Linked DNA regions of Homo sapiens: region 1 is linked to region 2. A link is a contact called in ENCODE POLR2A ChIA-PET data. All regions are on one chromosome and are shown on one strand. The core of a region is the stretch at or near the end of the contact, and the rest is flanking DNA. Distances in the headings are between cores, read along the strand shown.

Region 1 (5,549 bases), core at 709-3,208, 130 kb before region 2:
CACTGTATTTCTTATTAAAATCAATTTAGTTTTAAGGTGGGAGGAAAGCTCCATCTGCCTAAATCAATTGTCAGTGTTACTTCACTAACCCTTTGGGAAAGTTACTTTGCAAGGGAATAAAAGTATGGTGGGGGGAGGATGAGGAACAAGGTGCAATATTAAGTGGCTATAGTTAACAAGTAACCTGATTTTTCCTTATTGTTAAATCAAGTTCGCCTTATAATCCAGGGATCTCCCAATCCCCCAAGAGTAGTAAACAAGAACAAGACAAATAATCGGGGCATGCTTCCTACAGGGATCTCTGAATCATAAAGATGTTGAATCAGCTATACCAACATGTATTTTTTTAAAGTTTGCACATACTAACCTTTGCTCCTGAATTTTAAGTTTCCAACTTTAAAGGACATAGAGGAGAGGTGTCCATTACAGTTTTCAATACTTCCTGGAACTAAATGCCTTTATTCTGATGCTGATTAAGAAAAAAAAATATACCAGCGGTGCACAGTTTTCAAGCTTACACCATTAACACCCTTTTCCCTAACTGCAGAGGGAAAAGAATCACATTCTTCCATCTAATTCCAACCCACTGTGACTTGCTCTTTTACTTCGTCTTTATGAAGAGGAGGATAAAAGTGAGAAATGCGCATTTCTGAGGGAAATTAAAAGCTCCCTTTGCTACCCAGGCTGCCCCAAACAGAGGGGCCTCGGTTAGGATCACAGTGGCGCGATCGCAGGTCAAACATCCCCCACGGCCACAGCGAGGCCTGCTGGGCCCGGAAGAACACACTCCCAGCAATACAAGTTCGAGCACACCCGGAGCAGCACATCCAAGGAACGCGACGGCCGGGCGCAAGTGCTGCTCTGTTCCCAGGCCAGCCAGCCTCTGGCCTGCAGACCTGGGTGGCAGCCAGTGGCCGCTCCGGGTGGCACACTAGGAAAGTCCCGGAACCCCAGGCCCAGAGGGTCAACTGGTCAAATATAAGGCAGGGTCCAAAAAGTTCCGCTCGTAAATCCTCGTGGCGCCCAACGGGCCTGAGCGCTCATTACCACCAGAACCCATCAGGGACCGGCCCTGACTTTCATACCCCGGGCCTTCCACTGTGGGTGCCAGGAGCAGCGGGACCCGGGTGGGTCTCGAACGCAGGGGCCAGAACCCGAAGAAAGGCTTCCAGCAGTTGGAGAGGGACGCAAAAAACAACCTAGAAGGCTCCCGGGCCGCGGGTTCCCACCCACTCCGCCCTGCCCTGCGCAATCAGCTCGCTAACCCCACCGGCCCCGCGGGGCCAGCGGAGGAAGTCTCCGGAGTTGGCAAAAAGCTCTTAATGACTTAGTGTTTACAAAGCAACCAAGCCCGGGGAGGGGACTAGGTCCTCTGCGTACCCTTTAGACACAGCTACTCCTTCCTTCCCTCCCTTTCCCCGAACCCACGCTGGGGCCTGGAGGTGCCCAGCATGACAGCCTCTACGGGAAGTGGGGTCTTTGGGGAAATCTCTGCCTCTGCCCGGCTCCGCTGACTTCAGCTGCTCCCGCATGTCCCACCTGGGTGCCTCCTTGGCGCAGAGACCTCACATCAAAGCCACCAAGGGGAGGCTAAGGGATTCGTAGAGATGGGTGCCGGCAGCAGAACAGCCTTCGCACACCTGCCCGGATCCCACCGTCTGCCCAGCGTGCCCAGGACCCCAGCTCCTCAGAGATAAGAGCCCTCCTTGGCCAGGTTTCTCACCTTGGATGGTGCCACTGCAGGAGAGAGAGGCTGCTAGCAGGATGGCGGCCCCCAGCAGCCACGCCGCGCTGGGGCTCCGCATCCTCCTGGAAGCCCCGACGCCGGGCGCGCGGGGAATCCGCCGCCGCCGATTCGAAACTCAGAGCTCCACTGGACGCACCGAGAGAAAGTCAGCCTCTCACCTGCCCCGAATCGGAGCCTCTGCTGCGCGCCTCCCCAGGGCGGGTTAGGTTTCAGGGAAACCGAAGGAGCAGCGTACTCACCTGCGGGAGGCCACGCCCCGGGACCGGAACGCGCGCCCTGGTCCCGCCCCCGGCCCCCTTCCCTGCGCAGCTGCGCCCTCCGCTTCCCGGACTCGCGCCAGGTCCCTTAGACTGCGGGAGCCGCCTGCGGGCGGGGTTGAGCGCATGAGGTGTCTGCTTTGGAATGCAAATAGCAGGAGCGCTGGGACCACGGGTTAATCCCTGCCTAGGCTATACCGCGAACTACCTTTAATCTTTACTTACTCCTAGAGAAGCGGGTCGTCGGTCTCCCTTGCCTTTCCTGACTGTGGGAAAGCCACGATTCGTACTCACTGCAATTGTGGTTGGTAACTGATACAGACAGGGCTTCCCGGTGCGGTGGACCCTGCAGGAGGAGGGATGCGTTTTTTATTGTAGAGGCAGGTGGGCAACTGCGGACATCACGAAAGCGGTGGGGAGCACAAGAGGCGGGGCGGGAAAGAAGACATGGAATGGCTACTTTCAGCGCCAAGTGCCAAAGCTTTAGAGAATTATCTTGCTTAATCCCCATAACAACCAGCGCAATAAGTATGATTATTCTTCCCATTTTACAGACGAGGAAAGTGAGCTTAGAAAGACCAGATAAATTGGCCAGAGTTACACGACTTATAAACACAGTGTATAAATGTTTATCACATTTCAACTCCAGTATAAGACTATCACTGTCTTCTATTCATCGCTGCACTATAAATGCGTCCACCAGGGCTCCTCTGCATTGGGATCCCATAGGCTAAATAAATACAAAAGCAGATAGAAGGGGTGGGAGAAGAGAAGTGTGGGGTTGGGGATGAGTGCATGAGGGTTGGCATCATATTGGTAATGTCTTACTTTTTGTTTTTGAGACGGAGTCTCGCTCTGTCTCCCAGGCTGGAGTGCAGTGGCGTGATCTCGGCTCACTGCAAACTTTGTCTCCTGGGTTCAAGCAATTCTCTGGCCGCAGCCTCCCGAGTAGCTGGAGTTACAGGCGTGCACCACATCTGGCTAATTTTTGTATTTTTAGTAGAGGCGGGGTTTCACCATGTTGGTCTGGCTAGTCTCGAACTCCTGACCTCGTGATCAGCCCACCTCCGCCTCCCAAAGTGCTGCGATTACAGGCGTGAGCCACCGCACCCAGCATGTCTTACTTTTTATTTGCTTTTTAAAAGATTGAATAAAACAAAGTCTACTGTTACCCATTTAAACTATTGGTACCAGAAGAGCACAGAAGAGAGACATAGGTATTTTCAAATATTTAAAGGATTCGCTTGTAGAAGAGGATTTAGATGTGTTTTGAGTTGCTCCAGAGAGCAAAAATTGGTGGAAGCCACAGTGGGGTTTAATTTCAGCTCAATGTATAAAGAAATTTTCTTTATTTTTTATTTTAATTTCTATTAGAAAATAGAAGTGGGGTCTCCCTATCTTGTCCAGTCTGGTCTGGAACTCCTGGCTTCATGTGATCCTCCCCACTCAGCCTCCCAAAGTGCTGGGATTACAGGAATGAGCCACCACACCCGGACAGGCTTCTCCCCTTGTTGACATCTGTGTGATCCCAAGTTTACTTATCCTCTCTAAGCTTTCTTATAATATATATATATATACACACACACGTGGTTTAAAGGTTTATAGGTGTCTGTCTGAGGATAAAATAGTGACTAGTGACTGGGTTTGATACATGGTAGAAGCTCAATAAATATTTTTTGTTTATTTCCTTTCTCTGAGGAGTCTTCATACTCCACCTGCACCCCAGCTCTCACCTCAGCCCATGCCCACTTTTCCTCCCAGGAAAAGCTGACTTCTAGAAGCAGAACAGGAACCTTTGACATCCTGAACAGCGGACAGCTCTCCTGATAGGGATCAGGCCATTCCTGAAGGTCCCTCCCCAGGGGAGATAACTGATTCCTAAGATGTCCCTTCAAACTTTTCAAGCATCCATTTCCTCATCTGTAGCTTATTAATATTACATCTATCATCTGGGAATGATACTAGTACCTCTCTCGTAGGGTGGTTGTGAGGATTCACTTTGCTAAATGTCCATAAAGCACTTCTTAGTACCGTTTCTGGTATATAGTAAGCACCTAAGAAATGGGAACTGCTATAGAATGACTGCCTTTAAGGTGGAATCTTCCTCTTTCAGAGAACAATACATCAGGGTCCAGCTGCTTTCGATTTAAATTTTCACTGTATTTTATGGGAATATGCCTTGAATCATCACAATTTCCAATAAAAGACTTTATTGAACAATGCTATGAGTTAATTATCTCAAAAATGTGGTTTCTTCCCCCAGCCTGACTAAATGAACTAAACTCACTTGAGTCAGTTTGCAGGTGTTTTTCTGTAATTTTGGGAGTATAGTATTTGTTTTTCAGGTGTTGATGACTCCTTCGCCCTGAAGGGATTGGAGTATTGTATGGCTGTGTGGAACAGTACAAAGAAATGACCACAGGCAACTAGACTGCCTGGCTTCCAGAGATTAGGAACCTTCTGCAATCTTCCACCACCTACAATTCCAAAGAGGAGTTTAGACATTGAGGGAAAAGGTATTTCATTCAAATAATTTGTCAAACTCTTCCTGGAGAAACAAAGTCCCAAGTTACTGGGTCCTAATCAAATATAGTTGGAGAAAGTTACACTCATTTATTCACTGATTCATTGAGCACTCACTCTGGACAAGGTTAGTAATGAAATCCACATGGTAAGTCCTATGGTCCTCTTTCAGTCCTTTCTCAGTTACTCAGCCTAGCTGTAGAATTGGACACGATTGATTTCTCCCTCTTTCTGGAATGCTCTATTCACTTGGCTTCCAGGCCCACTCTTCTCTTGATTCTCCATCTGTCGCATTAGCAACTCAGAAGTGGGTTCTTTGCTAGTTCCCACCTACCCTCCTGACCACTATATTCTGGAGTGAGTGCCCCTAGCTTAGTCTTTGGACTTCTTTTCTTTTTTTTTTTTTTGAGACAGGATTTTACTCTGCTGCCCAGGCTGGAGTGCAGTGGCACGATCATGGCTCACTGCAGCCTCAACCTCCCAGGCTTAAGCAATCCTCTCACCTCAGGCCCTGAGTAGCTGGGACTACAGGCACACACCACCAGGCCTGGCTAATACTTTTTTATTTCTTGTAGAGACAGGTTCTCACTATGTTGCCCAGGCTGGTCTTGAACACCTGGGCTCAAGCAATCCTCCCACCTTGGATTCCCAAACTGTTGGGATTACAGGCATGAGCCACTGCGCCCAGCAGACTTCTTTTCTTCTCAAAGTATACACTCATTCCTTTGGTGACCTCATTCACTCCCATGGTTTTAAATACGATCTATATGTTGACAGCTCCCAAATTTCTATTTCTACTCCTGATTTCCCCAATCCAGACATATAGCATATTCATCTAGCTATTCAAAATCCCCCCTTGGATGTTTCTACAGGCATATCAAGCATAAGTCCAAAACTAACTTCCTGATTCATTACACCTCCACTGCCCTTTTCACAGTCTTCCCCCTCTCCTTAAATTACAACTCCATCCTTCCAATTGCTCAAATCAAGTCTTGGAGTCAGGCTAGGTGCAGTGGCTCATG
Region 2 (4,913 bases), core at 1,569-4,068:
TCAACTGCAAGACTAAAACAATCTTGAAAAAGAAGAAAGAAGTTGGAGGACTTCCGTATTTCAAAACTCATTACAAAGCTACAGTGATCAATATGGTGTGGCACTAGTACAAGGATAGACATATAAGTGAATGGAGTAGAATTGAAAATCCAGAAATAAAGCCATACATGTATTGTCAATTAGTTTTTGACAAGGGTGCCTAGACCATTCTATGAAGAAAGAATAGTCTGTTTAACTAATAGTGCTAGAACAACTGGACATCCACATGCAAAAGAATGAAGGTGGGGCCAGGAGTGGTGGCTCACGCCTGTAATCCCAGCACTTTGGGAGGCTGAGGTGGGCGGATCATGAGGTCAGGAGATGGAGACCATCCTGGCTGACATGATGAAACTCCGTCTCTACTAAAAACACAAAAAATTAGCTGGGCATGGTGGCAGACACCTGTAGTCCCAGCTACTTGGGAGGCTGAGGCAGGAGAATGGCATGAACCCAGGAGGCAGAGCTTGCAGTGACCCGAGATCATGCCACTGCACTCCAGCCTGGGCGACAGAGCGAGACGCTGTCTCAAACAAAAAACAACAACAATAACAACAAGAAAGAATGAAGGTGGACACCTGTCTCACACCACACACAAAAATGAACTCAAAAAGGGTTAATAGACCTAACTGTAAAAGCTAAAACTATAGAACCTTTAGAACAAAACATTGGGGTAAATCTCACAAGTAACAACAACAACAACAACAACAACAACAAAAAAAACAGATAAACTGGACTTCATCAAAATAAAAAAAAAAAAACATTTGTGCGGAAAAGGACATTATCAAGAGAGTAAAAAGCCCACACAAGGGGCAAAAATATTTGCAAATCATATATCTGATAATGGTCCAGTGTCCAGAATATATAAACAACTCTTACAACTGAGGAACAAAACCACAAACAACCTAATTTTAAAATGGACAAAGGAGTTAAATAGACATTTCTCCAAAAAGAATACATAAATACACAAGTGGATGACAAACATATGGAAGGATCCTCAACATTACTGGTCATTGGAAAAGTACAAACCAAAACCACAGTGAGATACGACTTCATATCTTCAGGCAAAAGTTCAAAGACATAGAGTGCAGACTAGTAGTTGCTAGGGGCTGGGCAGCAGCGGGGAATGGGGAATGACTACTTAATGGGTACAGGGTTCACATCTGATAAAAATGTTCTGGAACTAGACAACAGTGATGGTTGCACACTGCGAATGTACTAAATGCATGTACACTTTAAAATGGCTGAAATGGTAAGTTTTATGTGTATTTTACCACAATAAAAAATAAACCCACTGCTGGCTCTACATAGTGTGGTGATTAAAGAAGTGGATAGTGTTTGTTTCCAACACACTGGGGGGGACGGGGGAGAGCCACACAAGGGCAGAGGCTGGGTAATGGGTAAGGCAAACAGGACAATGTCCCAGGTTTCCCAGGCTAAGACACATTGCTTCCAGACAGGCCTGACTTTTATGGTTTTATCTTTAAATGTGATTTCCTAGAATTTGCAGAATCATGCAGACTCATGTTCAGGAATAAGTATAAATATATATGATATTCAGATTATCTGATACTTTGAACTACTCAAATGGTGATTCTCAGATATCATGCAGACATTGGAGTTGACTGGATTTAGAAAATGATGTTCAAATAGCAGACAAAACTAATTAAGAAAAAATTTCTTCCCATTACTTCTAAAGGACAAAGCTTATGAGATCATGGGATACTTGGCCTAATTTCATTTACATGGCAAAACCACACAATCTGTATTTCCAGTTATCTTTATAATTGGCACTTGTTCAGAGGAACCCAGGGTGTAGACTTTCTCCCCCTTTCTCTCCTGCCCTGCCCTGAATTGTCTCCCTGAAATTTTCATCTGCCTTGGTAATCTGTAGTCAAAAAGAACCGCCCTCAACTCTTGTGAGGCCAAGGGTGAGTCCTAGTCCTGCAACTTGGTTGCGGTCCTACTGTCGAACTGTGCTCTCCACCCCTGTAAGACAGGGGCTGTTTCCAGCTTACCCACTGTTGTATCCCAGCCTCAAGCCCAGCGCATGAACACAGAGTAGGTAGTCAAGCATTTGCTGCATGACCGAATGGAGCCTCAGATGATCTGAGGACAAAATCAACAAGCCTAAGAGAGGAACATATCAACACAGCACAGTGAAGAAGCTCTTCCTGTTGTTTTCACAGATGATTGAATGTTTAAAAAAAAAAATCAAGTGGAGATGAATGCTGTCTTCATTCACACTTCAAGCACACTTCAGCACATCAGTGGCAGGAGAGAAAGCTCTTGCCACAAATTAAAACCTCAGAACTCAGGACAGGTAGCTTGGAAGTAATATGTTTCGTATTGTTTCAACACATACTTGTTCCCTTTGTCCTCATTTTTCCACTTCCAGTCTCCATCTCACCCCAATACATAACTGTTCTAATGTACTGATATGCATTCTTGGGTTTGTATAAGTTCTTGAAAACTGCACTGCTTGGTCAGCGGGTGCTTTTGATTTATGGTGTTGTATCATGAATCTCATTCTCTTTCTTACTCTGTGTGTAAAGGATGGATGTGGAATATCCTTGATTCTTTGATGGAGAAAAGATAGTATTATTTAAAGTGTGAATGCTTCACTTGAAATCTTTAGCGGCAGGAAGCAGGGTACAAATAAAAGTCAAAGCTGGTAAATATATCCAGGATCAGTTTAACAGGAAGGAAGGCCAATAAATCAGATGCTATCATAATGTCTTATTGTAGGTACGTGTTTTTATATTATGATTTTATACCGGAAATAAACGTTGGTTAACTGAATTTCCTCACTAATCTTCTGGCCACTCTGTAATAGATATTTCTCTTCAGTTACCTAAGGACTTGCATAAGCTGAGTTAATCATTTCTCAAAGGAAAAAAATCAAATTACTACATGGAAAACTAAAAACCAAGGAAGGTGTTGTAAACTATTATAATATTTAATGCCTTCCTAAATTCTAAAGAGTCTATTATCCTTTGGTTAGATGTTTGATGGATATACATAATAGATTTCAATGTTCACATACTTTTAAATAAATTAGTTGGGATTTAGCCTCATTTGAATTTGCATCATTTAAGATGTGTATTTGGAGACATGTGCCCTTTAACCCCCAAACTTACTTTATCATGAGGCTTCGGCTATCTATAGCTTCACCGTCCTCTATGTCATATTTGCTTGTCAAGACAAGAGAAATCTCGGTCTTTGAAAGCTGACTTAGTGTATTTGCCTTGTTAGGGTCATTGGGGTCAACTGCTCCTTCCCCTGTAGGGAAAAAACCTAGTGTTATTTTTCCAATTCACTCTTTGTGATGATGGCACCAACAATGTAAGATAAAGGTTCTGTGGGAAAGATAGGCTTGGTAATTAAATGGGAGATCATGGTCTTTACAAAACCCACATTCTACTATAGCTAAAGTGGCTTTTAAAATATCTGATTGAAAAATGAAAATGACATGGGACATAGGTATTTCAAATACAAATTACTAAAAAGGATAACTGTTAATAAAAGTATTTTTCATTTTGTAATAAATTTGGTTCTTTATTGATGGCTTCTTTCTGTATAATACAGGTTGACAATTCCTTTTTGACATATCTGGAGCTTACCTTCAAGAATACTGAATTATTTTATAATCCCGGACTCCATTAATTACAGAACTCTTACTGTAGGAAGGGGCAAGTGTAGTTGTTATTCTTTAAATATGCTTAAGCATTAAATTCCAAAATAATTGTTTTATCTAGGATAGGAAAACCAACGAACCAACCAACCAACCCACCCAATTAAACAAAAACCAAGGGATAAGTAGAAGGAACAAGCTCTTACCAAGAAAAGATTCCACGGTTGGCACCTCTCCCAGCGACCCCAGCAATTCACTCAGTAAGTCATTTTTCTCAGGGGCAATTGCATCCTGGTGTTCCAACAGGAGCTTTATGTAGAAAGCAACACACACACAAAGAAAAAAGTAAATTCTCAACTGTACCATATTTATATGAAATTTTTCATAATTTCCTCCTCATACCATTTAAATCTTAAATATGAGTATGACATTTATAAAAATTAGAGACATAGATACAGTTTTTATTGTATCTCAGAGGGAAGCACCTACTCTACATCAAGAAATTGTTGCAAGAAACGTGTTCATAAACCCTTTTTCAGCAAGGTCTGCCAAAGGGAAGCCTTCTACCACCTGATCTCTGTGCTTCACTCTTCCTCCATAGAAAAAGTCAAAGTTGGGGGAAAGAGTCCAGAATGAGGCAGATCTTTCAGTTAACATTGGTAGCAAACTGGAAGGGCATTTACATCTCTATGCAGTAATCAAATACTACAGTTATCTTCTTCTTAATCACTACTATGAGCTGTTTCAATCTGTCTTGCATTGAAGATCTCTCATGGGTAAGGATGTAAGAGACCTAGATGTCCTGAGTGGTTTCCCCTTTCCTTATCCTAAGAAGGCCCAAAGATGAGTAACATCTGCTGGGGTGTCTTGCCAGGTCTTACAGGAAACAGTATTAACTCCTGAGGGGTAGCAGCACTCGGGGGAAACCATGAAAGACAACACTTTTTTTTTTTTTTTAATTTAAACAAATTTTAATGGAGTTGGTTTAATTGTTACAACCTTACACATGAACAGCGACACATCTGTTTTTGCTTGCATTTCTAATTAGATTGAAACAACATTTCCAAAGTACGGAACTAGTAATCTTGGAGACAGGAGATAAAATTTGTTGTTCTCAGCAACTATTTTATAAAACTCTGCATCATAATGATAAAGCTAGTTCCTTTTCCATTTTCAATCTTTTTTCCAACAGCTTTACCAAAATAGAATTCAGATACATCAAATCCACTCACTTAAAATGTAC

Evidence for each region. ChIA-PET counts read pairs that join two places held with the same protein, here RNA polymerase II (POLR2A).
Region 1: POLR2A ChIA-PET joins it to region 2 with 10 read pairs in Panc1. The contact joins the promoter of F2RL1 here to the enhancer-like site in region 2. POLR2A ChIA-PET finds 5 or more read pairs at or near these places in 3 of 52 experiments (AG04450, Panc1 and naive thymus-derived CD8-positive, alpha-beta T cell).

What each region holds. Positions count from the first base shown.
Region 1 is chr5:76,815,439-76,820,987 of GRCh38, reverse strand. It overlaps F2RL1 (F2R like trypsin receptor 1), which reads right to left and starts at 1,958. Exons shown (of 2, transcript NM_005242.6): 1 at 1,724-1,958. The coding sequence starts at 1,805. RefSeq lists enhancers at 1,007-1,624, 1,625-2,242 and a silencer at 1,930-2,224.
Region 2 is chr5:76,682,181-76,687,093 of GRCh38, reverse strand. It overlaps IQGAP2 (IQ motif containing GTPase activating protein 2), which reads right to left. Exons shown (of 36, transcript NM_006633.5): 29 at 3,877-3,979; 30 at 3,177-3,318. Among named protein-coding and RNA genes, the nearest start is that of NCRUPAR, 28 kb to the left of the region's middle. Within about 2 kb of position 2,818, at least 2 of the 41 ENCODE cell types and tissues checked have a DNase peak (open chromatin) inside an H3K27ac peak, as active enhancers do.